2 separate regions of the Homo sapiens genome follow, and region 1 is linked to region 2. The links are chromatin loops, found by intact Hi-C in ENCODE. Cell type or tissue: PC-9. All regions are shown on one strand. Links, peaks and the distances in the headings refer to the core of each region. The heading gives the core; the rest is flanking DNA. Region 1 holds the start of UNC119B (unc-119 lipid binding chaperone B). Region 2 overlaps SPPL3 (signal peptide peptidase like 3).

Region 1 (13,090 bases), core at 1-2,500, 140 kb after region 2:
GCCACCACGCCTGGCTAATTTTTTTGTATTTTTTGTACAGATGGGGTTTTGCCATGTTGCCCAGGCTGGTCTCAAACTCCTGGGGCTCAAGTGATCTGCCTGCCTCAGCCTCCCGAAGTGCTAGAATTACAGGTGTGATCCACCGCACCCAGCCTCAATGTGGGGAATATTACAAGTGAATCAAGATCCTTAAATGTAAAAACTAGAGAGACTGAAAACCAAGATACTTTACAGTATCTTCAGCTGACCTTCTTGAAACAGTTCCGTCTTATATTGAAATGACAACTCTTGAGTCTAATCCAAATCCACATACCTGTAGTAGGCCTGGAGTCCTTGCAATGTCCCAGGTACTGTGATATGTGGCTTAGAGATGAGAACACCACAGACCCAGGAAGCTAGCTGGTCTTGATCTGACCATCCCAATAAAAAACTACCCATAAGCAACCAGGCGCGGTGGCTCACGCTTGTAATCCCAGCACTTTGGGAGACCAAGGCAGGCGAATCAAAGGTCAGGCGTCTGACACCAGCCTGACCAACATGGTGAAATCCCGTCTCTATTAAAAATACAGAAATTAGCTAGGCATGGTGGTGGGCACCTGTAATCTCAGCTACTTGGGAGGCTGAGGCAGGAGAAGCTCTTGAACCCAGGAGGCAGAGGTTGCAGTGAGCCAAGATTGTGCCACTGCACGCCAGCCTGGGTGACAGACCAAGACTGTGTCTCAAAACAAACAACACAAAAAAAAAACCCACAAAACAACAACAACAAAATTACCCATGAACTTGAGCCTTTAGGTGCCTTGGTCAGTATGAGATTATGATAGCATAAATACCACCAGGTAGGGGTGAAATCGGGGCCTTATCAAATTTGCAGGCTCTAAGTAGCAAATCAGATGAGAAACACTGCAAAGTAAGTTTACAAACCACACTGATACTATGGGTATCTGTACCAGTGTTCTAACAAATGACTAACTCCAGGGGGCGCTAAACCTCCAGTGAGGTGCTCCAAAGGCTTCTGTGGTCCAGATCAGCCTGGCACTTTATCACAAGCACAGGAAGCGGCTATGGGAGGCTAATTTAAGGAACCCCAAGTAGTTGAGTTCCTGGGTCTGTTCTTCCAGAAAATGGTTGAGATTAAAATCCAAACTAGGTCTGGGAACTCCAAGGCAATATGTAAAAGAGAGCAAGAAGATGGCTCAAACTGCCTCATGTCTGGACCAGGATCCTCCCTATCACCCTCCAAGAGGGCACCAGGCTCAGGTGAGTTTTCCTCATTATAGTTTAATTTCAAGGATTCCTTTCCCAACTGGAGGCAACATGGTAAGATGAACCAGCACAGGGCCTTAGGAAAGAGCCGCCTGGGAATTGTAGGCCTCAGATCCTTCGCTGTAAAACAGAGATAACAGTAATTCCTCAAAGAGGTGTGAGGATTACATACACTGATGTGCACAAAGACGTGGAACACAGTGACCAGCACAGAATAGACATCCAACAAACATCAGCCTCTGAACGCAGCTTCAAACCACCATGCCTGGCAGACCAGGCCACGGGAAGAGGTCACAGAAGTGGGACACACTGGAGTCCAAGAAACAGGATGCAGTGGCACACAAAGATTTGAGTTTCAAAGACCTTTGGCTCAAAACTGTCTAGTGGTCACCACAACGTAGAGGCCTACCTGAAACGCAAGGTTTGGCAATCTCAAAAAGTACTGTCCCTGTCTCCAAATCTCGAATTTTGAAGCGGGTGAAATCAATACTGTAGATGTTGTCTTCGGGTTTACATAAATAATCTGAAAACAAGAGAGAGAAACCAACACTGTTAAATAATCCTCCAAAACTACCATTTATTTAATTCTCAAGTTTTGAAGCAAACTCAGATTTTTTCTTACACAACACACTTAAAATACTCCCAAAAACTTTCTCATGTGTTATCACCAGCAGAAGTTGTATGGACAGAATTAGGGGATCCAACAAAGAAAAAAAATAACAAGGACTTGCTTTGGATGAAAAATTGCAAAACTTTTAGAAACTAGGATAGAAAAGGTGGATTTCTTTGGAAACACATAAAAATCTTTCATCATCTATCAAGTTGGATGTCAGAACAGGGCGAACTTTTTATAGAATTCCAATCTAAGACATTTAAACTGACTTAGCAGATAATACAGTGCTAGTTTGCCAACGTTAGTTTGCCAACTGTCAGTGTAAGAAAGCCGAGATCAGCAAACTTTTCTGTAGAGCCAGATTCTAAATAATTTAGGCTTTGCCGCCACATGGTCTCTGTCACAACTACTCAACTCTATCATTGTAGCCACAAAAGCATCCACAGACAATACGCAAATGAATGAATGTGGCTATATTCCAGTAAAACTGTATTTATGGACACTGAAATATGAATTTTACATAACCACGTGTCTCAAGATTTTAAAGTTTTTTTCAACCATTTAAAAATGTACAAACCTAATCTTAGTTTGTGGGCTACACAAAATCATACAGTAGACAATACATATCATACATATCCAGGCAAGAGGATAAATCTGCCGGTGAAGACATTAGGCCCAAGTGACTAGAACATGAGCCGCAAATTGAAATAATTCTAATCACAGCAAATTTCACTGATTTCTTTCTAGGATGATTCCGGATAGCATCTTCTCCACAGCTCATTTTGATACTTGATCTTTTATTGCCTGAGTTAGTTGTTTTCGTGTTTTACAAGTTGTCTCTTTATTAAGACGACAAACTTGACAACTACTGATTATTCTGTAACTGCTAAAAAGGCTAACATTGGCTTTGGACTCTTAGAGGGTACTCAAATAATCTGCTGGATAGAATGAACGAGACGTTAAGAAGAGTAACAAAGAGGTTGCCAGACTCTAAGAAGCTGCAGAGGTGGGTTTGGACAATGAGCAACAATCCCAAGCCCCCAGATAGGATCTGAGTGCCCACTGAGAATCCTGCTTAGGGCCAGGCACAGAATACCCTAACTCACTTGGATGGCAGGAGAGGGCATGAGGTTACCAAGACCAGGTGCTGAGCATCTGTACTTTCAGAGCCCCAAATGAAAACTGGTTCAGAAGAAAAGAAGCTTTTTCACACTGTTTCAATAAAACTAACAAGAATGTCTAAAGATACGTTCAGGTCTGGTAAGGACAGTCTCAACCCAAACAGTATTGGGAAACGGGGGCATCCAAATATCTAGAATCAAATTAAAACTCTTTTAGGAAATGGGAATTCCCTTTCGCACAGGGTGGACCAAGGCCTACTCCCCCCAAATTTCCATCCCCAAATTACTAGAGCTGCAATCGGCAACCTGAGGTGCACCTGAACAGCCCTGGGCTGCCTGCTATAGCAGCTCAGCAGACACCATGGCAGCCTTCGATCCATCCAGGGAATGTTGCTGCTGCCACAGGGTTAGGAGACTGCACGCCAGGAGTGATGGGCAGGCCAAGATAGGCCTAACTAGGTGAGTGCACACTCCTGCAGGGAAAACAGCAGCAAGAGAAAAGACGTCAAGTCAGGGACTGGCTTGGCAGAGAACAGAAAAAGGGAGATCACCCAGGGCAGGGACTGGGCAACATTTTTCTTCCCACCCATCCTCCTATCAACGAAAAAGCTTAGGATGGTTGCCTTTTGTGCAGGAAACGCATTTCTGAAACTCTGAAATCATTCTTAATTCACGAGAATGTCAAAAGCAGGATTCACATGTCGGAGTCTGTACACAAACTGAAACTTTATTTTTGTTTTAATGTGGCACAGTTTTAAATGAGCAGGAAATGCCACGGCTATGTGTTTTGAGGAAGAACCCATCTGCACACTAAGGGGCAACGCTCCCGACCCAAAGAGGGAGGGAGGCCGGGCAGGCTGCAATGGGGGAGGGCTGCCATGGGGCCAGGGCGGAGGAAGCAGGTAAGGCTTCTGGCCTGCCAGAGGGCTGGGGGAGCCTGGCTGAGCGGGAACTTCACTGATGGCCGGGGGTTCCAGGCTGAGGGCCCAGGGGCCCATTTATTAGGGGACCTCGGCCCCCGGCCGGCTCAGGAGGATCCAGTTCAGCTGAACGGGGCCCTCTACCCAAACAGGTCCGGCAGAGCTGGGGAGCCGACCGGCCGAAGGGCATCCTAGCGTGGCCGGACTCACAGGAATGCGGTCCAGCCCAGGAGAGTCCTTCCCCACCAGAGCTACGTGAGCGTGGCGGGAGCAAAGCCCGGCCGGCGGGGCAGCGGGAAGCGCGGCCCGGCCGGCCGAGGGGGTCTGGCGGGGACCCCCGCGCTGGTCAAGTGGCCGGGTCCGCTGAAGGCTCCGGGAGCCGGGGCACGGCGCGAGGGGAGGGCGCGGCCCGCGCGGCACTCACTCTCGGTGACCCGGCTGAGGCGCAGGACGTGCTCGGGCCGGATGGTGTCCAGCGCCAGCAGCTCCTGCTCCGTGACCGCTGCCCCGACGCCGTCGTCGGCCGCGTGGTGGGGCGCCTGCCGCCGCGCCTTCAGGCGGTTCAGGACGCCGCCGCCCGCCTTCTTCTTCTCCTCCTTGCCAGCCACCAGCCCCCCGGGCCCAGCCGCCGACGCCGCGGCCGCAGCCTTCGGGTTAGACCCGCTCATCGCTCCGCCGCCAAGATGGCCGCCGCCTCCACAGCGCGGTAACTATGGAGAGCGGGGGCGGGGCCCGGGGCCCGGCGGGGAAGGGGCGGGGAGGGGGCGGGGCGGGGGCGGGGGCGGGCGCCCGGGGGGCTGTGGAATTCCCTTTCGCACAGGGTGGACCAAGGCCCACTCTCCCCAAACTTCCATCCCCAAATAACTAGAGCTGCCATCAGCAACCTGAGGTGCACATGAGCAGCCCTGGGCTGACTCCTATAGCAATTCAGCGGACGACACCATGGCAGCCTTCGATCCATTCAGGGAATGCTGCTGCTGCCACAGGGTTAGGAGACCGCAGGCCAGGAGTGATGGGCAGGCCAAGATAGGCCTAACTGGGTGACTGCACACTCCTGCGGGGCCCGGGGGGCGGTGCTTCGGCTACTGCCCCAACTTTGGTCCTGCCAGGTGGAGGGCCTAGGGGTGGCTGGAGCTTCAGCAACCCCACTCCCCATCAGACCCCCAAGATCCTCCACGATGTTTAAATACATATCTTACGGTCAAATGAATTTACGTCATATAAACTTTCCTCCTCCTCATCCTCCTCCTGGTCTGAAAGAGCACACAGAATCTTCCGTGCACCATCTCGGCATTCTCAATCCAAGAGTTCTGTCACCAGTCCCAACAGCACAATGGCAACTAATTCCCAGTAATCACACCAAGAAGAAGAATGGCCAGTGTTTACTGCGCACTTGCTATATGGCAGGACACTTGCTATAGGGCAGGCTCCTCACCTCACAACAACCCTGTGAGGTATTACTGTCTCCATTTTACAGATCAGGAAGCTCAAGTTCAGAGAAGTCAGGTAACATGTCCAAAGTCCCTCAAGCAGTAAGAGGAGGGAACAGGGATTTTAATCCAGGTCCATCTGACCCAAGGCCTGTTCTTCAACACTAAGCTATTAGTGGACAATGCATCTTGAGAAAATGTTTATTAATATATTTAGCATAGAAGGTAAGTTAAAGCAGTGTTTGTTTTGCAAAGGCAGTTTCAAGACAAACTTTCCAATGAGATTGCCATCCGTAAGCCCTACTGTGCCAGGCCCTGGGCTAGACATTGGGCTAGGCTACAGGAGATGTAAGAGTGAGGGCAGGGATTGGGTCTGCCTCACCCCTGAATTCCCAGCAGTTCAGCTAATGCCTGACACGTGGTAGGTGCTCAGTAATGATTGAATGAGAGCCTGAACAGTATCCCACTATGGAAGAGCTCCCACTTTTGTTAGAGAAGACTGTAAAGTACACAATTCATTATGTGACCCTTCCTTTTCACAAGGTAGGTTAGTATGAACTGGAAGACAAACTAGATTCACTGACTGCACTAAGAGATGCAGCAAAGGTGCTAGGAGAACACACAGGAGTGGTTTATTCTGACCTGGCTGTAAAAGCTTGAGGGCTTCGGAAGTTTTCAGAGGCAATATCTGCACTGAGCTTTGGAAGTTAGCCATGACCTCACCAATTAGCCAGAAGTGGGTCAACAGGGGGATGTGGTCTACCGTCTTCCACCCTGAGGGGCTCCTTCTCTAGGGATTCTAGATCTGCACTGTTCTGTGTTGGAGGCCTGGGCCTGATTGATGCAGTGTGTCTGCTAGGTCTGACATCACCTCTCAGCCAGGCTAGAGTAAAATTGCAACCGTCCCCCAGAGCCTCTTGACGTTCTTGCCAGGCCTTGCTTGCTGAGTCCCTCTCACCAAAGCCACCAAGACAGGCATCTCTTGGTTCCTGGACAAAGTCCAAACCTGACCCCACCCCAGCTGCCCAATTGGGTGGCATAGTGTGTGGCCAAATTCCTACCCAAATGCTGTACTGTCTTTGAGAGATTAGTATATGGTGGCATTTAACTAACTGTTCAGGGAGATTTTAATAAATGTGTACAAAGAATTAAAGTCTTTCCTTTTACAAACAACTCTTTTTAAACCACTCAACAGAGTGGTTACTGAAGAATTTCCAGAACTTTTAATATGCTACTTGATTGTGAATGGCCAAGAGGGTGGTTTAGCATGTGGTCATTTCCCATATACTTATTTACGGAAGGTTTGTTCTCATAGCACCAAGACTAGTTACCTGGACCATGGCTTTTCTCTTTCTAGGGATGATGGCAAATGTAACCTCTTCACCTGCAATTCCACATCTAGGAATTTACCCTACCTGCATGCACAGAGATTTGTAATATTGACAAATTACAATAAATTACATTTGTATCCATTCACGTTACATAGAGCTGTTTTAAAAAATGAGACATATATATTAGTATGGAAAGATCTCAAACATATATTAAGTAGGGCAAAAAGCAAGGCACAGAGTCATATTTGTGTATTTATTTATTTAAGACAGGGTCTCACTCTTGTCACCCAGGCTGCAGTGCAGTGGCACAATCACAGCTCACTGCATCCAGCCGCGAATCCCATTTATTTAAAATAAAAAGTATATAAATATTTAGATGTGGGCCGAGTGTGGTGGTTCATGCCTGTAATCCCAGCACTTTGGGAGGCCAAGGTGAGCAAATTGCTTGAGCCCAGGAGTTCGAGACCAGCCTGGGAAACATGGCAAAACCCCGTCTCTACTAAAAATACGAAAATTAGCTGGGCGTGGTGGTGCATGCCAGTAGTCCCAGCTACTCAGGAGGCTGAGGTGGGAGAATCACCGGAGCCCAGGAAGCCGAGGCTGTGTGAGCTGAGATCGCACCACTGCACTTTAGCCTGGGCCATGGGCGTGAGACCCTGTCTCAAAAAAAAAAAAAAAAAAAACACAGATAGACATAGACATAAATATAAATATGCATTTGTAACTGTAAAGGAAGAGGTCTGGATATACATTAAAACATTAACTTTGATTACGTCTGGGGAGGAGAGTATCAGAAGAGACTAAAGGAAATATATTCACTTTTGACATTATTTAGAACTACTACTTCTGTACTATTTTATCTCAAGCATATAATCATGGGCTGCTTGTATACTTTTTTAAAAAGAAAATACCGGCCAGGTGCAGTGGCTCACGGCTATAATTCCAGCACTTTGGGAAGCCGAGGCAGGCAGATCACAACGTCAGGAGTTCGAGACCAGCCTGACCAATATGGTGAAACCCCGTCTCTACTAAAACTACAAAAATTAGCCGGGCATGGTGGCACACTCCTTTAGTCCCAGCTACTTGGGAGGCTGAGGCAGGAGAATCGCTTGAACCTGGGAGGTGGAGGTTGCAGTGAGCTGAGATCGCGCCACTGCACTCCAGCCTGGCAACAGAGCAAGACTCTGTCTCAAAAAAAAAAAAAAGAAAAGAAAATACTTTTGGATCTGTGTCTGGAAGGCAAACTCTATGCCAAAGTTGCCTTACAAATCTTTTAAAATTTAAAAGCAACCTCAAACTTAATTTTTTTTTTTTTTTTTCTGACGGGTCTCGCTCTGTCACCCAGGCTGGAGTGCAGTGGCACAATCTCGGCTCACTGCAACCTCTGCCTCCTGGGTTCAAGCGATTCTCCTGCCTCCGCCTCCCAAGTAGCTGAGAACACAGGCACGCGCCACCATGCCCAGCTAATTTTTGTATTTTTAGTAGAGACGGGGTTTCACCACGTTGGACAGGCTGGTCTCGATCTTCTGAACTTGTGATCCACCTGCCTCAGCCTCCCAAAGTGTTGGGATTACATGCGTAAGCCACTGTGCCTGGCCTGTTTTTTTATTTTACTTTATTTTTTATTTTTATTATTCTTTTTTTTGAGACAGAGTCTCATTCTGTCGCCCAGGCTGGAGTACAGTGGCACAATCTTGGCTCACTGCAACCTCCGCCTCCCAGGTTCAAGCGATTCTCCTGCCTCAGCCTCCCAAGTAGCTGGGATTACAGGTGCCCACCACCATACCTAGCTAATTTTTGTATTTTTAGTAGAGATGGGGTTTCACCATGTTGGTCAGGCTGGCCTTGAACTGACCTCAGGCGATCCGCCTGCCTCAGCCTCCCAAAGTGCTGGGATTACAGGCGTGAGCCACCATGCCTGGCATTTTTTTTTTTTTTTAAGTAAATACTGCCATATGAGTCAGAGCTTGTACTCTCTCTGGGCACTACCTATGAATTTTGGTTAAAAGGAATAGACTGGCTGGGCACAGTGGCTCATGCGTGTAATACCAACACTTTGGGAGGCCAAAGCCAGAGGATTGCTTGAGGCCAGAAGTTCGAGGGGTGAGAGTGAGACTGTAAGAAAGGACGGGGGGAAAGGAAGGAAACGAGAAAAGAAAGAAGGAAATGAAGGAAAGGGAAAGGGAAGGAAATATATATAATTTCATTTTTTAAAGGGGTAGGAAAAATTAGGGGTGTAACCGCCAATCTGCCTTTCCACATCAAATTTTTTGAGGTGTGGGGAAAGGCTCTTTTAAAATGTCTTTTGAAAATTACATATACTAACACTTTATTTGGGGGAAGAAGGAAAATAGAGGACTACTGCATTAAATAGTAATCCTGACACCAAAAGCAGAGGGCCAGCCTTCCTTTCCCCCCAGCTCAGGGCTGACTCTCTCCCGCTGGCTGTTTTCCTCCCTGTAAGAGGTGTGAGAGTGGCTGTTTTCCAGGGCAGTCCCAGAGTAGCCAGGCAGTCTGCCTTCAAATCAGGCCAGGCAGGTGGGGCCCAGAGCTGGTGTAACCAAGGTAAGCAAGACATCATCAGCTGGCATTTTTCTGCCAAGACTGAAAGTTCAGTCCTGCTTTCTGCTGCCTCCCCAGATGGCATGCACTGAATTAGCAAATCATGGCTGGGATTGCAGGCATGGCTTGTGGTCTGGGACTAAGAGCTAGTAATTTCCTTAGTACCAAGTCACTCTACTATCTGGCTGAGGGCTGTTTGTTTGTTTGTTTGTTTGTTTGTTTTTAAGAAGGAGTCTTGCTCTGTTGCCAGGGTGGAGTGCAACGGCATGATCTTGGCTCACTGCAACCTCTGCCTCCCATGTTCAAGTGATTCTCCAGCCTCAGCCTCCCAAGTAGCTGGGATTACAGGTGCCCACCACCACGCCTGGCTAATTTTATATTCTTAGTAGAGACGAGGTTTCACTTTGTTGGCCAGGCTGATCTCGAACTCCTGACCTCAGGTGATCCACTTGCCTCAGCCTTCCAAAGTGCTGGGATTACAGGTGTGAGCTACTGCGCTTAGCCAGAGGGCTGTTTTTAAAAAGCATTATTTATTATTTATATCCTACCTGTTTCCAAAAGAGATTTCTGGCATATTCCAAAGTCACAGCACAAGATTGGTGAGTAAAAATTCATATAGCCTCATGGAGGACAGTACTTTCAAATTTTTAAATGCATATATTGTTTGATCCAGTAATTCCTTAAAGGAATTCCCTAAAGAAACACCTGCACATACGCACAAAGATATATGCATAAGCATGTTCACTGCAGCAGTTTGTACTGGCAAAAAATGAGCAGTATCTTAATGTTCATCTACAGGGGATTGGTAAAATCAATTACAATCTAACCATAAGATACTGTACAGCCCTTGAGTGAGGAAAATCTCTATGTACTGACCCATCTATATGAACTACCTCTCTAAGACATATTAAGTAAAAATGGCACAGAATGATATGTATGGTATATTCCCACTTGTTTAAAAAGACTCTGTGTGTGTGTGTGTGTGTATATATATATATATGTAAATACATATATATGTAAATACATTTACACACATATATGTAAATACATTTACATATATATTACATATATATAAATACATATATACACATATATATATGTAAATACATTTAAAATGAAAGATACACACCAGAATGTCCTCTGTATTATCCTTTAGGGATTAGAGGGATAGGGAAGAAAATGATTTTTCAGGCCAGGTATGGTGGCTCACACCTCTGATCCCAGCACTTTGGGAGGCCGAGGTGGGCGGATCACTTGAGTCCAAGAGTTTGAGACCAGCCTGGGCAACATGGCAAAATCCTGTCTTTACAAAAAGTATAAAAATTAGCTGGGTGTGGTGGCTGCACACTGTAGTAGTCCCAGCTACTCAGGAGGCTGAGGTGGGAGGATCGCTTGAGCCTGGGAGGTCAAGGCTGCAGTGAGCCAAGATCTTGCCACTGCACACCAGCCTGGGTGACAGAGCAAAACCCGGCCTCAAAAAGAGGAAAAAAAAAAAGAAAAAGAAAAGAAAATGATTTTTCACATTTTGCACTCCTAACACTTTTTTAAGAATTTATTTCTGTATATATTTATAGATCTTTATATCACCAAGTCTTAAAAGTTACTTTTTCAGAGAAATAATAAAACCTCCATGTAATCATAGATTCATCAGTTATCAATACTCAAAGGTTCCTCTTTAAAACTAGTATATCATGGCACTAAAAGCACAGATTTTGGGGTCAAACAGCATTGGGTTCCAGTCTTTGCTCTGCCAATTACCAGCTATGTGACTCTGGCCAGGTCGTTTCTCTCCTGAGGCCTTTGTGCCTTCATTTATAAGTCAGGCTAGTCACAGGTCTTTCCTAGGATTGTTATGAAGAGACACAAAACGGCAAGAAAAAGCACTGTACTGGTGCCAGGAAGAGTGTCCCATGAATGGTCACTATGACAATATACACAAGTGGCCTCTTTCTCCACGCCCCCTCTGTTGAGGGCAGGCACACAGGGCAGGCGCATGGGGCAGGGAGAAGCCATGGATCCAGGTGAGAGAGTGCAGTGACAAAGCAAGTGGAGTTATTTCGTACTAATGTTAAGTGGTTAGGAACAAACAAAACTGAGACTCTTGGGCCAGGGTGCTGCAGCGAGGTGCTTGTGGCCTTAGGTTGTTGGAGAGCAGAGGCAAGCCCGCTCCAGGACCTCCATGCTCCGCCTCCTTTCTGCCTTGACCCCTCACCACTGCGATAGCAATGAGCTTTCCAGTAAGTACTAGAAAAACTCATCTCTCTTCCTTTATGGGGGATGGGGGGTACTAAGTATGGAGAAAGGTCTCACCGGCTCCAGCCAACCGGGAGCCTGATTTCCTTAGTAAGATTAAGATCTGGACCCACAGAGTGGTCCAACCCAACCCCGGTACTTGGCCCAAGATCTTCTGTCAGACAATTTCCCTCCCTGTAACTCCCTAGAGCAGGAGTTCTTCAGGTCTCTTCCCCATTTGGCAGCTCATGCAAAGCTACTTGAAATAGTAACAACGAAATCTGAATTAGGAAAGAACTCCAGTTATGGGTGGGCTCAGCCTAAGAAAGAGGCTCTGTGGGCCTCCTGGCTTGTTTGGGCCCTGAGAACAGACTCCATCAACAATGGCCTCACTCTTGGGGCTGCACACTGAATTCTGCCCTTCAAGGGATAACTGAGGGAGGTAGGCCAAACTCCTGTTCCTCCACCTCCACCCCTCCCTACCCCTGCAAGCCAGCAGTCTCCATTCCCACTCGGAGAAATCCCGCAGGTAGGCTCTGGAGCCATGCCACCCAGCACCATGAAGAAATGGATGGCAGCAGAGGGTAATGATGGAGAGCAGGAGTCCTGGTTTAAAACCCCAGCTCCGCCTTTTGTTGGTTGTGCTACCTTGTGCAAGTCACTTCATCTCTTAAAGGGGAATAGCAACTGGTTTGTTGAAGATAAAAGAGAGATAACATGTGGAAAATGCTGGGCATTGTGCCCAGCCCATTTCAAGGACTCAGTAATGGACAGCTGTAATTATCTTTACAGCTTTAAAGAGCTTGGGGCTTTGATGGCAAACAGACTGAATTTGAACCCTGGCTTGACCAGACCATTTACTACATTAGTCTGGGGTATGTTACTGAACTTTTTTGAGCTTCAGTGTTTGTGTGTGTGTGTGTATGTGTGTGTCTGTGTGTGTGTGTCTGTGTCTGGGTCACCCAGGCTGGAGTGCAATGGCGAAATCTCAGCTCACTGCAGCACTGACCTCCTGGGCTCAAGTAATCCTCCCACCTCAGCCTCCTAAGTAGCTGCGACTACAGGCATGCACCACCATGCCTGGCTAATTTTTGTATTTTTAGTAGAGACAGGGTTTCGCCATGTTGCCCAGGCTGGTCTTGAACTCCTGGGCTCAAGCAATCTGCTGGCCTCAGCCTCCCAAAGTGCTAGGATAACAGGCGTTAAGCCACCATGCCTGGCTCAACGATCCTCACCTGTAAAACGTGGCTTATAAATTATAGGAAAAAAAATCCCTCCTGCATTCTGCTCTTCCTAATGTGTAATCAACAATGACAAAACACCAGAAAAGGAGCAAGCAGAGAAAAATCTCCTATGGCTTAGGTTAGCTTAGCTTGTCCGTGGGCTATCACAGAGGCTAAGGGAATGGTGAGGAGAGGCAGCAATAGGCCCAGTGTGCCTTAAGAGTGGGACAGTCTGTGCCTAGTTGTTCCAGTGAAAGTGAAAACAAATTTTTTGTCCTTAAATGCGCTGCTAGTTGAAATGACCAGGAAGGGTTTTACAGAATGATTCCCCTAAGCAAACATCCCAGAGAGAAGAAAAGCAAAAGACACACAGCTAAATGGACAACAGTTCCCAG
Region 2 (15,095 bases), core at 7,589-10,088:
TGCCTTACTATTTCAGTTAATTCAGAAAATGACTTTTGATGTTGACTATCTTTTAATAGTTCTAAATTCCTCAAATATAATGTTCTCTCTAGAGGTATATGTCCCAACCTTGCGTAATAGGAATTTCCTAATGTGTTGTTACACGGATTCCCAGGCTCTTTCCCTTAAGTTTATGATGTATAGTCTAGGGTGGAACCCAGGAATCTAGATTTGGCGGAGGTACCTTAGGTCACAGGCCTCCAACGTTTTTGGCACCAGGGACTGGTTTTGTGGAAGACAGTTTTTCTATGGATGGGGAGGAGGGGGAGGATGTTTTGGGGATGATTCAAGCACATTACTTTATGTTGCATTTTATTTCTGTTATTACACTGTAATATATAATGAAATATAATTATACAACTCACCATAATGGAGAATCAGTGGGAGCCCTGAGCTTGTTTTCCTGCAACTAGGCAGTCCCACCTGAGTGTGATGGGAATCAGTGACAGATCATCGGGCATTAGATTCTCATAAGGAGCACACAACCTAGATCCCTCGCATGCACAGTTCACAATAGGGTTCTCACTCCTATGAGAATCTAATGCCACTGCTGATCTGACAGGAGGTAGAACTCAGGCGTTAATGTGAGCGATGGGGAGCAGCTGTAAGTACAGATGATTTTGCTCACTTGCCTGCCTGTCTCCTCCTACAGTACGGCCCAGTTTCTAACAGGCCACTAACTGGTGGCAGTCTGTGGCCTGGGGGTTGGAGACCCCTGCCTTAGGTGATTCTTCCAGGCTAGCTTGGGAAACACTGCTGTAGAGCGTAGGCTCCTCCCTGGGGATCCTGCCTAGTCTTGACTACTGTATAAAATTTCATTGCTACAACTTAGAATGCATCTACTATCCCAGGATTATAGTAGTATAATATATACTAATAAATACAGTAATATTTAGAATATTGGTAACAGGTTGTGAGCACTTAACTGTGTGTAAGGACCCATGCCAAACACTGAATAGGTTGTTGAATCCTCACAGCTTTCATAGATAGATACTATTGTACTCATTTTGCAAATAAGGATAAATAATCTGTACAAGGCCTTACAGCCAGTAAGTGGTAGACCCAGGATTGGAACCCAAGCAAACTGACTTTAGAGCCTGTGCTCTTAAACCACACTGTACTGGCCGTTGTAGATCAGATGCTGAGCTGTGCTGATTGTGCAGTGCATTGTAGAGCAGTGTACAGTTCGCTATGAGCGTGAGGTAACAGATATGGTAAGACATGAAACAGTGGCATTTTCATGTGGGAGGGTGTCAGAGCAGTCAGCAGTTATATTAAAACAGTAACCAATCTTGAAGGGCCACAAAGTGATCAACTGGGTAACTGTTGATGTTTCTCTAGATTAGCACTTCTCAAAGTGTGGCCCCTATTTCCCTGGAAATCCCTGAAAATCTCTCATGGGATCCTCAAGGTCAAACCTTTATATAGTATTTCTGAGAAGTTATCTTTCTCTCTGTGTTAACATTTGTATTGATGGTACTGCTGGTGCCTAAGCGTGAATCAAGGCAGTGGCACCAAAGTGTGCTCATAGACATTGTATTCCACACACTCTACAGTTTTGTTTTGTTATTTTTTTAACCCAGTTTCACTTAAGAATGCGTAAAAAAATACTCCTTTGGTTAACTCTTGACACTAGATTGCACATCTTTTTAATGCTTTGTGTGATGTAATGGGAAGGTCACACAAGGCACTTCTGCTGCGTGTTGAAGTACTGTGGTTGTTTTAAGGAAAAGCACCTGTAGGGTTGAGTTACATGCTGACCTAACCATCTTTTTTCATGGACATTTTTACTTTTAAGAATAACTAATAAACTATGGTTATTCAGCTTTGAGTATTTGGCAGATTTTGTAAAAAATGAAAGGACTGATAATATTTGTTGCCAGTGATAAGATTTTTGGGCTTGATGACTTCCCAGGTTTTGTTTTTGTTTTTGTTTTTTGAGATGGGGTTTCGTTCTTGTCTGGGCTGGAGTGCAATGGCATGATCTCGGCTCGCTGCAGCCTCCGACTCCCAGGTTCAAGCAGTTCTCCTGCCTCAGCCTCCCAAGTAGCTGGGATTACAGGCATGTGCCACCACACCCGGCTGATTTTTATATTTTTAGTAGAGATGGAGTTTCACCATGTTGGCCAGGCTGGTCTTGAACTCCTGACCTCAGGTGATCCACCTAGCTCGGCCTCCCAAAGTGCTGGGATCACAGGCATGAGCCACTGGGCCTGGCCTACAACTTCCCAGTATTTAAAGACTTCTGTGATGAGATCAGTGGTAATAGATGGAATTTTTAGTATTGGATAATGAAATACATAAGCATTTTGAAGAGCTCACAACTGAGGAAACAAATATTAACTTACCAGTGCATGATGTACAGAATTATGCATGGGTAAGGATCCATTCAGAGTGAAGGCAGACATGGATTTTAATGTAACAGAGTACAGAAAGTTCATTGATAGGGTTTTAGATTTTACATTGGAGCTAACCTTTAGGAAACTACCATCTAGGCTGGGTGTGGTAGCTCATGCCCGGGATCTCAGCACCTTGGGAGGCCAAGGTGGGAGGATTGCTGGAGGCCAGGATTTCAAAACCAGCCTGGGCAGCAAGCAAGGCTCCATCTCTGCAAGAAAAAAAGAAAAGAAAAGAAAAAGAAAGCTACAAGAAAAAAAAAAAAAAAAGCTAAATGTGGTGACTTGACCCTGTGGGCCTAGCTACTTGGGAGGTTGAGGCAGGAGGATAGCTTCAGCCCAGGAGTTCGAGGCTACAGTCAGCTGTGATCACTCCAGCCTGAGCAATAAAACGAGAATACATTTCAAAAAGAATTAAAAAACCTACCATCTGTAGAATTTCATTTCAGTATTGAAGAATAATATCTACGATTACCTGAAAGGCTCTTAAAATACCACTCACATTTTAAACTATAGATATGCATGCAGTTGAATTTTCTTCATGTACTTGAACCAAACTATATATCATAGTACAGATTAAATGCCGAAGCAGATACGAGAATACTGCTGACTTCGATTAAGCCAGACATTAAAGATATTTGCAGAAATGTAAAACGGTACCATTCCTCTCACTAATTTTTACTTTCAAAAGAGTTATTTTTCATTAAAACTTTTTTTTTTTTTCTTTTGAGATGGAGTCTCGCTCTGTCACCCAGGCTGGGGTGCAGTGGTGTGATCTCAGCTCACTGCAACCTCTGCCTCCTGGGTTCAAGTGATTCTTCTGGCTTAGCCTCTGGAGTAGCCGGGATTATAGGCATGCACCACCACACCCAGCTAATTTTTGTATTTTTAGTAAAGATAGGGTTTCACCATGTTGGCCAGGCTGGTCTCAAACTCCTGACCTCAGGTGATCCACCCACCTCAGCCTCCCAGAGTGCTGGGATTACAGGTGTGTGCCACCATGCCTGGCCTAGATGTTGTGATAAATATATATTTGGTCTTTATCCCAGGTTCCTGGCATAATAGCTTTTATAATAAAGCCCTTAGAATTTCGTGATAGAGGAGAGAGGAGCATCTTTTGTTATTCATGAGAAGTCCCTTTCAACCCTACCTGAGTTTATGCTAATGAGCTGAGTCTTAGTGGGCTCCTAAATAGCTTCTGGATGATGACTGGTTGCTAGAAGAACCAATAGAGGGTTGGAAATATAACCCCTTCCCTCAACCTCTGCAGAGGGGAGAGGGGTTGGAGATTGAGCCCAGCCAGGAAAGGCCAGTGATTTAATCAATCATGCCTGTGTAATGGAACCTCCAAAAAATCCTTAAAAATTGAGTTCTGAGAGCTTCTGGACTTGTGAACTGGTGCTGGGAGGACAGTGCACCCACCGAAGGCATGGAAACTTTGCATACTCCTCTCAGCCCTCCATTCCTTGCCCTGTGCATGTCTTTTATTTTTCTGCTCCTGAGTTGTATCCTTTATAATAAACCAACAATAGTAAGTAAATTGTTTTCCTGAGTTCAGTGAGCCATCCTAGCAAATGGTCAAACCTGAGAAAGGGATTGTGGAAACCCCTAACTTTGTAGCTGATGAGTCAGAAGTACGGGTGACCTGGACTTGATACCGGCACCTGAAATAGAGGCAATCTCATGAGACCTAGCCCTTAACATGCAGGGCCTGTGACACCTTTGGGTAATAGTGTCAGAATTGAATTGATGAACATCTAATTATTATTGGAAAATTGGTTATTGACATGGAAAAAACCCACACATTTGGTGTCAGAAGTGTTAAGAGTAGAAACAGATCATAGAAATATGTGTAATTTATGTTAATGTATAATGAGTTTATTTTAAAATGAATAAATATTTTTCATATTCACAGTTTCAATGTCTAATATGGTAAATATCAGGAAGTATAATCTATATAAACAAATGCCCTTTGGGGTCCTCAACAAGAGTCCTGAACTAAAAAGTTTGAAAACTACTTCTCTGGACACTGTGGACATTATTTTCTGTAGTACTGCCTACATTGTAATTCATGTTCACTTATTTACTATTGTTTTGGAATCTTAATACCTTCAAGTATGTTGCTCAAAATTCTAGAATTGAAGACATGAAGATGTTGAGCACTACAGCCCAAAGTGATATTCCCAATCCTTTGAGTTCCCAGTCCCTCTCTTACCCCTAACTCCCTCACAGCCCTTCTGTTCTCTCCTTTTGGTATCTCAGAAATCTTGGGTATCAGAAATCATTTCATAATACAAGTAACAAGGAATAAGATAACCTGTTAGAAGATTGGATTGGTTTTTATATGTTACAATTTCAGGCATATGATTTTTAAATCTGCCAGAGAGGTGATTGTATACTGAGTAATATCAGTCAGCGTACTCCCCTGCCAGATAAACCAGGACTCAGTCCGCTGCTAGGATGCGTTTCAATGAAGACATCTGACCTGTGTGGTATGTCTTCAGGGCATTGTAGTTGACAGTAGTAATGCAAGGATCTACCACAGCCTGTTTAAAATATGACCAGAAATGTGGCTGCTGGAGTAGCTAGATGAAATATAGACCACACTGATAAAAAAAAATCTTACTCTTTTTCCCTTCCTGTTATTTATTGCCAACACCCTTTTCAAGGATCTGTCCTTTTGGAGAATTTTTGTACTTTGTCTCCTTCCTTTTTCTGTTTTTCTAGCATGTTCTCATTTAAGAATAAGCAAACTATGGCCTGCAAGCCAAATCTGACCTACAACCTGTTTTTGTAAATAAAGCTTTATTGTAACACAGCCATGCCCATTTGTTTACATATCATCTATGGCTGCTTTCATGCTAGAATGGCAGAGTTGATTTGAGAACAGTTGGCCCTGTCTCTGTGGGTTCCACATTCATGATTTAGTCAACCTCAGATAAAAAATATTTGAGGGAGAAAAAACAAAAGTAATACAAATGAAAACAATATGGTAAAACAGGTATTTATATAGCGTTTTCATTGTACTATGTATTGTAAGTAATATAGCGATGATTTAAAGTATATGAGAGTCCTGTGGAGCCCTGAAATGGGAGGAGGAAAAAAGTATACAGGTGGATGTGTGTAGGTTGTATGTAAATACTACACTGTTTTATAAGGGACTGGAGCATCCAAGGATTTTAGTATCTAGAAGGGGAGTAGGGGGTTGTCCTGGAACCAGTCCCCCAAAGATAGGGAGGACTGTAGTTGTCACAGAGACCATATTACTTACAGTGCCTAAAATATTTACTCTTTTACATAAAAAGTTTGCCGCCTTCTACTTCTCTTACTATTTCTAGCAAAGTACCAGACTAATTTCTCCTTCCTCTCTCCCTCCAATTTGTCACGAACAAACTTTTGTGCGTGTGTATAAAATACAATATACACAAATTACCAGAAAAAAGAAACAAAAACTTAACAAAATACATGCCCAGATTTTTCATTATTAGAGTCAACAGATGGAAAATTACCAAATTGCTATAATGAGGTTTAAACATTCTCAGTTTTTGCACTTACCTTGACATGGATCCGTTGCTAACAGTTCATGAAGCAATACCAGTGCTAAACCCACACTTTAAACAGTCTTGTTCTTGTAGTCTGTTACTGGACAACTTTTATATTTATACAACTTATTTACTTCTTTCCTGTAAGTATTTTTATTGATTGAGTATATTATACATAAATTTCTGGTTGAGTATGCTGTATAGGCGATGATGCACACTGAAAGTGATGTAGATGGACCTCCATTGGTGAGCCAGGCCCTTTCTGGATAATGTGATATAATCTTTATTGCCTTAAAGACCCTACTCAGTGACTGAGTAGACTTTATTTTTGAGGCAGGGTCTTGCTGTGTCACCCAGGCTGGAAGTGCACTGGCATGATCATGGCTCACTGCAGCCCAGATTTCCTGGGCTCAAGTGATCCTCCCACCCAGCTAATTTTTTATTTTTTATTATTTTTAGAGATGGGGGTCTCACTATGTTGCCTAAGCTCTTCTTGAACTGTTAGCCTCAAGCAGTCCCTGCGCCTTGGCCTCCCAAAGTGCTGGGATTACAGGAATGAGCCACTGCACCCAGCTAGACTTTTTTTTGTTTGAGTTGGAGTCTTGCTCTGTTGCTCAGGCTGTGGTGCAGTGGCGCGATCTTGGCTCACTGCAACCTCTGCCTCCCGGGTTCAAGCAGTTCTCCTGCCTCAGCCTCCCGAGTAGCTGGGAGTACAGGTGCGCACCACCATCCCCAGCTAATTTTGTATTTTTAGTAGAGACAGGGTTTCACCATGTTGGCCAGGCTGGCTTCGAACTCCTGACCTCAGGTGATCCACCCGCCTCGACCTCCCAGAGTGCTGGGAGCCACTGCACCCGGCCCCAGCTAGACTTTTTGAGTCTGTATGTTTTCTGTTGTGTTTAGGTGTAGTGTAGCTTCCTTTTTAATTGGGATAATAATGGCTGTAGAGATAAGTTTCAAAAAGAATTATTTGATATCAGTGGTTCCCACAGGATTTGTGTTTCAAGTACTGTTTGAAAAAACAAAAACTTTTTTGTCAAAGTAATAATGCACACTGCTGTATACTGTCACAATTCTTAACTTCAGTTATTGCTTGAAAAGACGATTTACATAGATTCAGTCATCTTTGTCTTATAAGGAAGGTATGTAAGCATTTTTAATTTTTTCTCTCATAGCACAGTACAGGTTGAGCATCTGATATCACAAAATCCAAAATTATCCAAAATGCAGAACTTTTTGAGCTCCAACATGATGCTGAAAGGAAAAGCTCATTGTAGCATTTTGGATTTTGGATTTTTGGATTTGCAGTGTTCAACCAGTAAGTATAATACAAATATTCTGAAACCCCCACGCCCCCCACCCCAAAAAAGAGGGAGATCTGAAACACTTCTGGTCTCAAGCATTTTGGATGAAGAACACTTAATCTGTATGTTTTCTTTATAGAAAAAAAATTAAAAGTTACCCATAGAGAGATTTTCTTACTATGCCTTCAAGAAATGCAATGAGGCAGAACAAAATTGAAAACATAACCATCTCTTATAAGGACCCTAGAGTGACTAAATAAGTAAATACTGATAGATTATAAAAAGAAACTGATTCGTAAAAAGTTAAACAAATTTACCATGTGACCCTGCAGTTTCACTTCATAGTTTGGCTGCTTATAAATTCTCGGCTCACATTTCGTTTTCTCTATTATGTTCTTCCATAGAGCGTTGCTGTCAGAGACTAGTGATATTCTCTTTAGTTATTGTTTTTAGTTTTTGTTATGCTTCCTTGCTTTGATTTTCTTCTTTGGGGACTCCTATTGTATACATTTTGGATCTTCTTTGCCTGTTTTTCTATAGATTGCCGCTCTCTAATCTTTTTATCCCTTTCTTAACTTTTCCATCCTATTTACTTTCTAGTTTCTTTAAGGCATTATCTGTTACCCGTTGGTTGTTCATTCTTGTGTTTCTTTTAGTTTAGTGTTCATTTCTGAAATTTCTGAGTTTTATCACCCCTTTTGAGTTGTTCTAATTCAGATTTATGTTGCCTCGTCATATGATGTCATTTTCTTTGTTTTTTTTTTTGTTTTCTTGAGATGGAGTCTTGTTTTTGTTACCCAGGCTGGAGTGCAATGTTGCGATCTTGGCTCACTGCAACCTCCGCTTCCCGGGTTCAAGCGTCCTGCCTCAGCCTCTTGAGTAGCTGGGATTACAGGCGCCCGCCATCACACCTGGCTAAGTTTTGTATTTTTAAAGATAGGGTTTCACCATGTTGGCCAGGCTGATCTTGAACTTCTGACCACCTCGGCCTCCCAAAGTACTGGAATTACAGGCGTGAGCCACAGTGCCCAGCCATGATGTCATTTTCTTAAAAAATTTAAAATTTCAAAATAATATTGTGTTACAGTTTTTACCTGTTTTAAAGGCATGTTTTTTTTCTGGTATGTTTTTATTGTTTTTACAGATGCTCTCTGCCTCCCTTTCTCTCTTTTTAAAATAATGACTTTGAGATAAAACCACAGTGCTTTCCTGTTGTTCATTTTTAATGAAAATTAATTTTCTTTCTTTTTAAATATATATTAAGTTCCAGGATACATGTGCAGGACGTGCAGGTTTGCTACATAGGCAAAGATGTGCCATGGTAGTTTGCTGCACCTGTCAACCCATCACCGAGGTATTAAGCCCCGCATGCATTAGCTGTTTATCCTGATGCTCTCCTTCCACCCACCCCTGTGACAGGCTCTGGTGTGTGTTGTTCCCCTCCCTGTGTCCATGTGTTCTCATTGTTCAGTTCCCGCTTATGAGTGAGAACATGTGATATTTGGTTTTCTGTTCCTGTGTTAGTTTGCTGAGGATGATGGCTTCCAGCTCCATCCATGTCCCTGAAAAGGACATGATCTAATTTCTTTTTATGGCTGCATAGTAGTGTATATGTACCACATTTTCTTTATCCAGTCTAGCATTGATGGGCATTCGGGTTGATTCCATGTCTTTGCTATTATGAATAGTGCTGCAATAAACAAACACATGCATGTGTCTTTATAATAGAATGATTTATATTCCTTTGGATATGTACCCAGTAATGGGATTGCTGGGTCAAATGGTATTTCTGCTTCTAGATTCTTGAGGAATCGCCACAGTGTCTTCCACAATGGTTGAACTAATTTACATTCCCACCAACAGTGTAAAAGCATTCCTGTTTCTCCACAGCCTCGCCAGCATCTGTTGTTTCTTGACTGTTTAATAATCGCCATTCTGACTGGTGTGAGATGGTATCACATTGTGGTTTTGATTTGCAGGAAATTAATTTTCATAAACTGAGAGAGAGAAGTGGGCAGGAAGACTTTAGCTTTCTGGCTCTAGAGCTCCCTCTTTTGACTTTTCTGGTGGAGGGGAAGAGGGAATCCTAGCACTTTCAGACATCTGGTCATTACTCTTCCTGGTTCTTTATTTGGGCCACCTTCTTCCTTTTCTTCTCCTGTCTCTGTTCTGCTGGATTCTGTTCCCAGTAGTTTCTCCTCAGTACAAGACTTTGTCCTGAAAGAGAGCTTCAGATGGTTAGCTTTTAGTTTAGAGGGTCCCTATCACTCCATCCCCTTGTACAGGCCATAAGTTGGAATGTACAGAGCTCCTTTAAAGTTCAACTGCTATTCCTAGTTCAGCTCACCTTGCTTGCCAGTACCTGTTGTCTCATTTGGGGTTTTCCTAATTTCAGATTCATCAAATACCCTGTTGCTTCCCTTTGCTGCTTCTCACACAGATGGCAATTGCACACCAGTCTTTAGCAGTCAGTAGTTTGTCCCCATCTGCTTGTCTTTTGGGTTTTGTGAGGCTACCTGATCACTTAGCTTTGTTGTAGGTGCAGATTTTCAGTTTTGCATCCAGATTGCTCAATCTGTTTTTATGGGAAAATTCAGGAGGATTCAAACCAACTATGCCCTGAATGCTGCCGTCGTTCCAGAATCTTGTCCCATAGTTAAATTTTTATTTTCGTTTTTTGAGACGGAGTCTCGCTCTGTCTCAAAAAAAAAAAAAAAAAAAAAAAAGATGAAAATTGTTCATCTCCACACCAGTGGCCAGGGGGCTCAGTGAGTAGCAAGGGTTCATGTTCTGTGTATTCTTCTGCTCTGCCCTCCAGCATGTTAACCTCACCTCTAGGCTTGCTGCGCTGCTGTTTGCAGGACAACTGCAACATTTCCGAGACATCACATCCTCAAGACCACAAAAAAAGAACCTTCTCTTCTTTGTGTTTCTTTTTTTTTTTTCTTTCAGATTAAGGGAAATCTTTTCCTTCTGTCTCATTGGCCAGAATTGCATCATAAGCCTAAGCCACAAGGGGACTGGAATCTGCATTTAGGTTTGTGCTGTCCAGCAAGGTAGCCACTGGCCACATGGGGCTATTTAAATTTAAGTTCATTAAAATTAAGTACAACTACAGATTAAGTTCCTTAGTTGCACTCACTGCATTTCAAGTGCTCAGTAGTCCCATGTGGCTAGTGGCTACCTGATTGGACAGTGCTGTAATATTACTAGAATGTTTTCATGATCACAGAGTTCTGTTGAACAGTGCTGGCTTACATTAATCACGATTCACTCCCTGGGCCTTTTCAGAATTGCATTTAGTCTTGAGATTTTCTCAGGTGCATTCCAGAAAGCATGTTCATGGTGAACAGCCACAGAATCTGACAATGAGACCACCCCATGTGGCTCTGGGGCTTCAAGTACACCCCCATTCATTTGCATGAGTGAAATAATTTCTCTGTGTAGGAGAAACAAAAAGGTTGTTTTACTGCCAGAAAAAGTACTGAACACATTTCTGAAGTACTGTTTTTCTTTTCTTTTCTTTTTTTTTTTTGAGATGGAGTCTTGCTCAGCTGCCCAGGCTGGAGTGCAGTGGTGCAGTGGCACGATCTCAGCTCACTGTAACCACCATCTCCCGGGTTCAAGCGATTCTCCCGTCTCAGCCTCCCAAGTAGCTGGGATTACAGGCAACTGCCGTCATGCCTGGCCAGTTTTTGTATTTTAGTAGATACGGGGTTTCACCATGTTGGCCAGGCTGGTCTTGAACTCGTGACCTCATGTGACCTGCCTGCCTCGGCCTCCCAAAGTGCTAGGATTACAGGCCTGAGCCACAGCGCCTGGCCTGTTTTTCTTGAGACCAGTCATTTTATTTGAAAATTAAGCTTTGAGGTCATAGTGCTAAATAGCCAGGGCCTATGATTTACTTGACAAAAATTGTTTTTTATACATTTGTCAGTTTCTAATTGGGTAGTTGGAAAATGCCAGGAAACTATTATTTCTGTTCATTTTTTGTGCTATATGGAATCTGTTATACTGAGGGGATGTACTTTATAAGTTATTAGTACAAGGATTAATCACTGATAGTCCCCTTCTCTCGTCATTCTTGCACTCTGTGGGGTCTAGTGATCCATCCATACAAGGAGAAGAAACGGTGGCTGGAGGGATAATGAGTTCCCTCTCCTCTTTCCTACACACTAGAAGTAGGGTCAGGAAAGCCCTGCATGCTTCTTCCTTCCCTGTCCCTTCCCTGCCCCTTGTGGAGGGTCATCATGAAACAGTTACATGCAGGTGCTATAAAAATCCTGGCGTGTTCTTTGGTCCAAATAGTGATCTTGAATGTCATAAATATAAGAATATTTTCATTGCACTGTTTTTCCTCAGTTGAGCAGGTTTTGATTATAACAAAACAAATGCCCCGCTTTGGAAACACTTGGTAATGACTGTTATTTAAAAGGAGTAGGAATAATAGGAAGTTAGCTTCTTCTTGTTGACCTTTGGAAAGGTTTGTAACTTCATGATGCTTCCTTAGACTTTGGGGCATTCAGGCTGACTGAATTTTAGACCCAATTGACAGTCATTTTTGCTTGAGTCTTTTTGAAAATCTTTTTAGTATTATTAAAATGGTTTCTTGCCTTAATAAAATATACAGAATATATAATTTAACATGTATTTGGCTTTGATAGCACCTCAGGCTCTTGTTCATCAATTATTGTTTTAGTGATTTATAGGTGTAGCTGTTGCAAAAGGAAGGTGGTCACACAGCACATAGCTGCCATGACTTAAAAAGAAAAAAGACCTGTGCTGTTGGCTTGCTTACTTCTCCATTGTATGTTGGCAAGACTAGATTTACTTAGCATCAGACTACTAGAGTATGTATATAGATACATATAATTCAACACTTATCACCAAAACAGTTTCTTGAGCATTCTAAAATTGTTTTAGGGGTGGACCATGTTTACCTCCCACTGAATGTGGAGAATTTTTTAGGTGCTTCATGGTAAACCCTTGGCTTTTCTGATTTCCTTGGGTCAGTTTCCTCTGCCCACCTCACAGGAGGCTGCCACATGTGTTCTTACATTTACTCCTTGAAGAGCCGTCAGTAAAGGGTACATTGATAACTTGCACAGTCATGAGTAATTCAGTTTGAGTAGCTAGGTTTATCCTGTTTGGGGAACTGACTGTCACTGTGGGGTTTTCTTCTCCCTCTGGCCTTTTTTTTCCCCGTGTGTGTGTGTGTGTGTGTGTGTGTGTGTGTGTGTGTGTGTATGTGTGCGTGTGTGTGGTGGTGGTGGTGTTTGTTTTCATGTGGTTTTGGGTTTGGGTTTTGTTGTTGTTTTTTGCTATTCCAAATACAAATTCATCTCACTTGCTTTCATAATATATTCAGTAGTTTTTCTGAATTGCTATGAAAATGTGAATTTTATCTAAAACTGATTTTTAAGGTATGGTCTTTGGACTAGTAGTAGCATCTGTATTGCCTGGGAACTTTTTAGAAATTTATGAATGCTTGGCTCTGCCCCAGATCTGCTGAACCAGAAACTCTGGGGTAGGTACAGCGATCTGTGTTTTAACAAGTCCTCCAGGTGATTTGGATACACCATCAGCTTTGAGAATCACTGGTCTAGAAGATCCATGAATTTAATCATTTTGAACAAATGCTGAAACTTCCTTTCCATGTGCTTTGGTGTGCATCATATCTTCTTCTTAGTCTAAAATTTATATCAAAAGAATTAGGAATACTATGGTTTGTTACAGCTTCTTGTTTTGCTACTATTGTGTACATTTTTAGAAGTTACTAAGGAAAAAATTTTACGTTTGGTGTCAGATGTTTGTCCATGTGACATTTGAATGAGTAAGTGCAATTCCTTTGGGCAGATAAAAATGTCAGTGTACTTTATTTGTCTAACAGGAATTCTCTGCTTGTAGATGTAATATAATATAGTTCTGTAGACTTAGAAATCAAATATTTACCATATACATTTTCCTTCATTTGCTTGCCTTAGGAAAAAAAGTGGATGAGCAGATAAGATGATGGTAAAGAATATATCTTTAGGCCGGGCGTAGTGGCTCATGCCTGTAATCCCAGCACTTTGGGAGGCTGAGGCGGGCGGATCACCTGAGGTCAGGAGTTCAAGACCAGCCTGGCCAACACAGTCAAACCCTGTCTCCACTAAAAATACAAAAAAATTAGCCAGGCATGGTGGCGGGTGCCTGTAATCCCAGCTACTCGGGAGGCTGAGGCAGGAGAATCGCTTGAACCCAAGAGGTGGAGGTTGCAGTAAGCCGAGAATGCACCACTGCACTCCAGCCTGGGCGACAAGAGTGAAAATCCATCTTAAAAAATATATATATATATATGAAATATATATGATATGTATATATTATATGAAATATGTATTTCATATATCATATGTATATATTATATGAAATATATATTTCATATATGTATATATGATATATGAAATATATTTTATATATAATATACATAGATATAATATATGAAATATATTATATGTATATTATATATAAAATATATTTCATATATGTAAAATATGTATATTATATATGCATATATTTCATATATGTAAAATATGTATATTATATATGCATATATTTCATATATGTAAAATATGTATATTATATATGCATATATTTCATATATGTAAAATATGTATATTATATATGCATATATTTCATATATGTAAAATATGTATATTATATATGCATATATTTCATATATGTAAAATATGTATATTATATATGCATATATTTCATATATGTAAAATATGTATATTATATATACATATATTTCATATGTAAAATATGTATATTATATATGCATATATTTCATATATGTAAAATATGTATATTATATATACATATATTTCATATATGTAAAATATGTATATATAAATTAATATATATGATTATATAAATATAATAAAGATATATATCTTTAATAGAAAATGTCAAATTGGCATGTAACTATGTGCGATGACAAACTGGGAGTTTCCTAAATTATTTGTCTGAGCCCATTATATGGAGCTTCAGCTATGCACTTTGCATAACAGAGAGCACACTTTCGTCAGAGCAGGAGTGTACAAGCAGTAATGTGAGGAGCGCAGGCCTGCAGGTTCAAACTCGTGGGTATCACAGAGTATTTTTAACCTTCAGTGAAACACAATGACATCTGTTAGATATCATACAAACTAATAGCTTAAGGTAGTTCACAATTCAGCATTAAATCACTAAATTCCTTTTGATGATGCCATATCTTTGCAAAGCTGGGATTTTGGCCATTGCTGTGAAATAAAAGCAGTACTGTTTGAAAATCAGTGTGAAACGGGCCAGGTACGGTGGCTCACGCCTGTAATCCCAGCACTTTGGGAGGCTGAGGCGGGCAGATCGCTTGAGCCCAGGAGTTCAAGTCCAGCCTAGGCAATGTGGTGAAACCCTGTCTCTACAAAAAATGCAAAAATTAGCCAGGTGTGGTAGCGCTCACCTGTAGTCCCAGCTACTCAGGAGGATGAGCTGGGAGTATCACCTGACCCGGGGAGGTCAAGGCTCCAGTCAGTCGTGTTTGCGCCACTGCACTCCTGCCTGGGTGACAGAGTGAAACCCTGTCTCAAAAAAACAAAAAAGAATGTGAAACAGGAAACGAGAGTGGCAGTGTCCCATCTGATTCTAAGATTTGAGAAGTGGTGGAGTGCCCAGAAGCTCCTGAGCTATTAGGACACAAATACTGCTTCGACTGAACAGAGCTATTAGGCATTTCTTTTGGCCTCAGGTATGCCACAAAAAAAAAAATGACTGAGATTTTAAGGGAGCCATGA

Evidence for each region. Hi-C counts contacts between places; a loop is a spot of excess contacts. Peaks named below come from ENCODE experiments on the same cell type or tissue, not always from the same donor. Only the 100,000 strongest peaks of a DNase experiment are listed, where the experiment ranks them.
Region 1: it touches region 2 in a loop (3-fold over the local background); 3 of 110 quality-filtered maps call a loop at or near these places.

Annotation. Positions count from the first base shown.
Region 1 is chr12:120,701,970-120,715,059 of GRCh38, reverse strand. It overlaps UNC119B (unc-119 lipid binding chaperone B), which reads right to left and starts at 4,602. Exons shown (of 5, transcript NM_001080533.3): 1 at 4,342-4,602; 2 at 1,673-1,786. The coding sequence starts at 4,585. It overlaps LOC124903035 (a long non-coding RNA gene), which reads left to right and starts at 8,560. Exons shown (of 2, transcript XR_007063489.1): 1 at 8,560-12,347; 2 at 13,016-13,090. It overlaps LOC124903036 (a long non-coding RNA gene), which reads left to right and starts at 4,554. Exons shown (of 2, transcript XR_007063491.1): 1 at 4,554-4,623; 2 at 4,786-5,127. RefSeq lists silencers at 4,293-4,562, 4,653-4,712 and an enhancer at 3,843-4,685. In PC-9, for the core only: CTCF peaks have their summits at 771 and 974 (motif pointing right); a DNase peak (open chromatin) is centred at 969.
Region 2 is chr12:120,851,416-120,866,510 of GRCh38, reverse strand. All of the region lies in intron 1 of SPPL3 (signal peptide peptidase like 3), which reads left to right. Among named protein-coding and RNA genes, the nearest start is that of SPPL3, 45 kb to the left of the region's middle. In PC-9, for the core only: no CTCF peak of the experiment used is centred there; no DNase peak of the experiment used is centred there.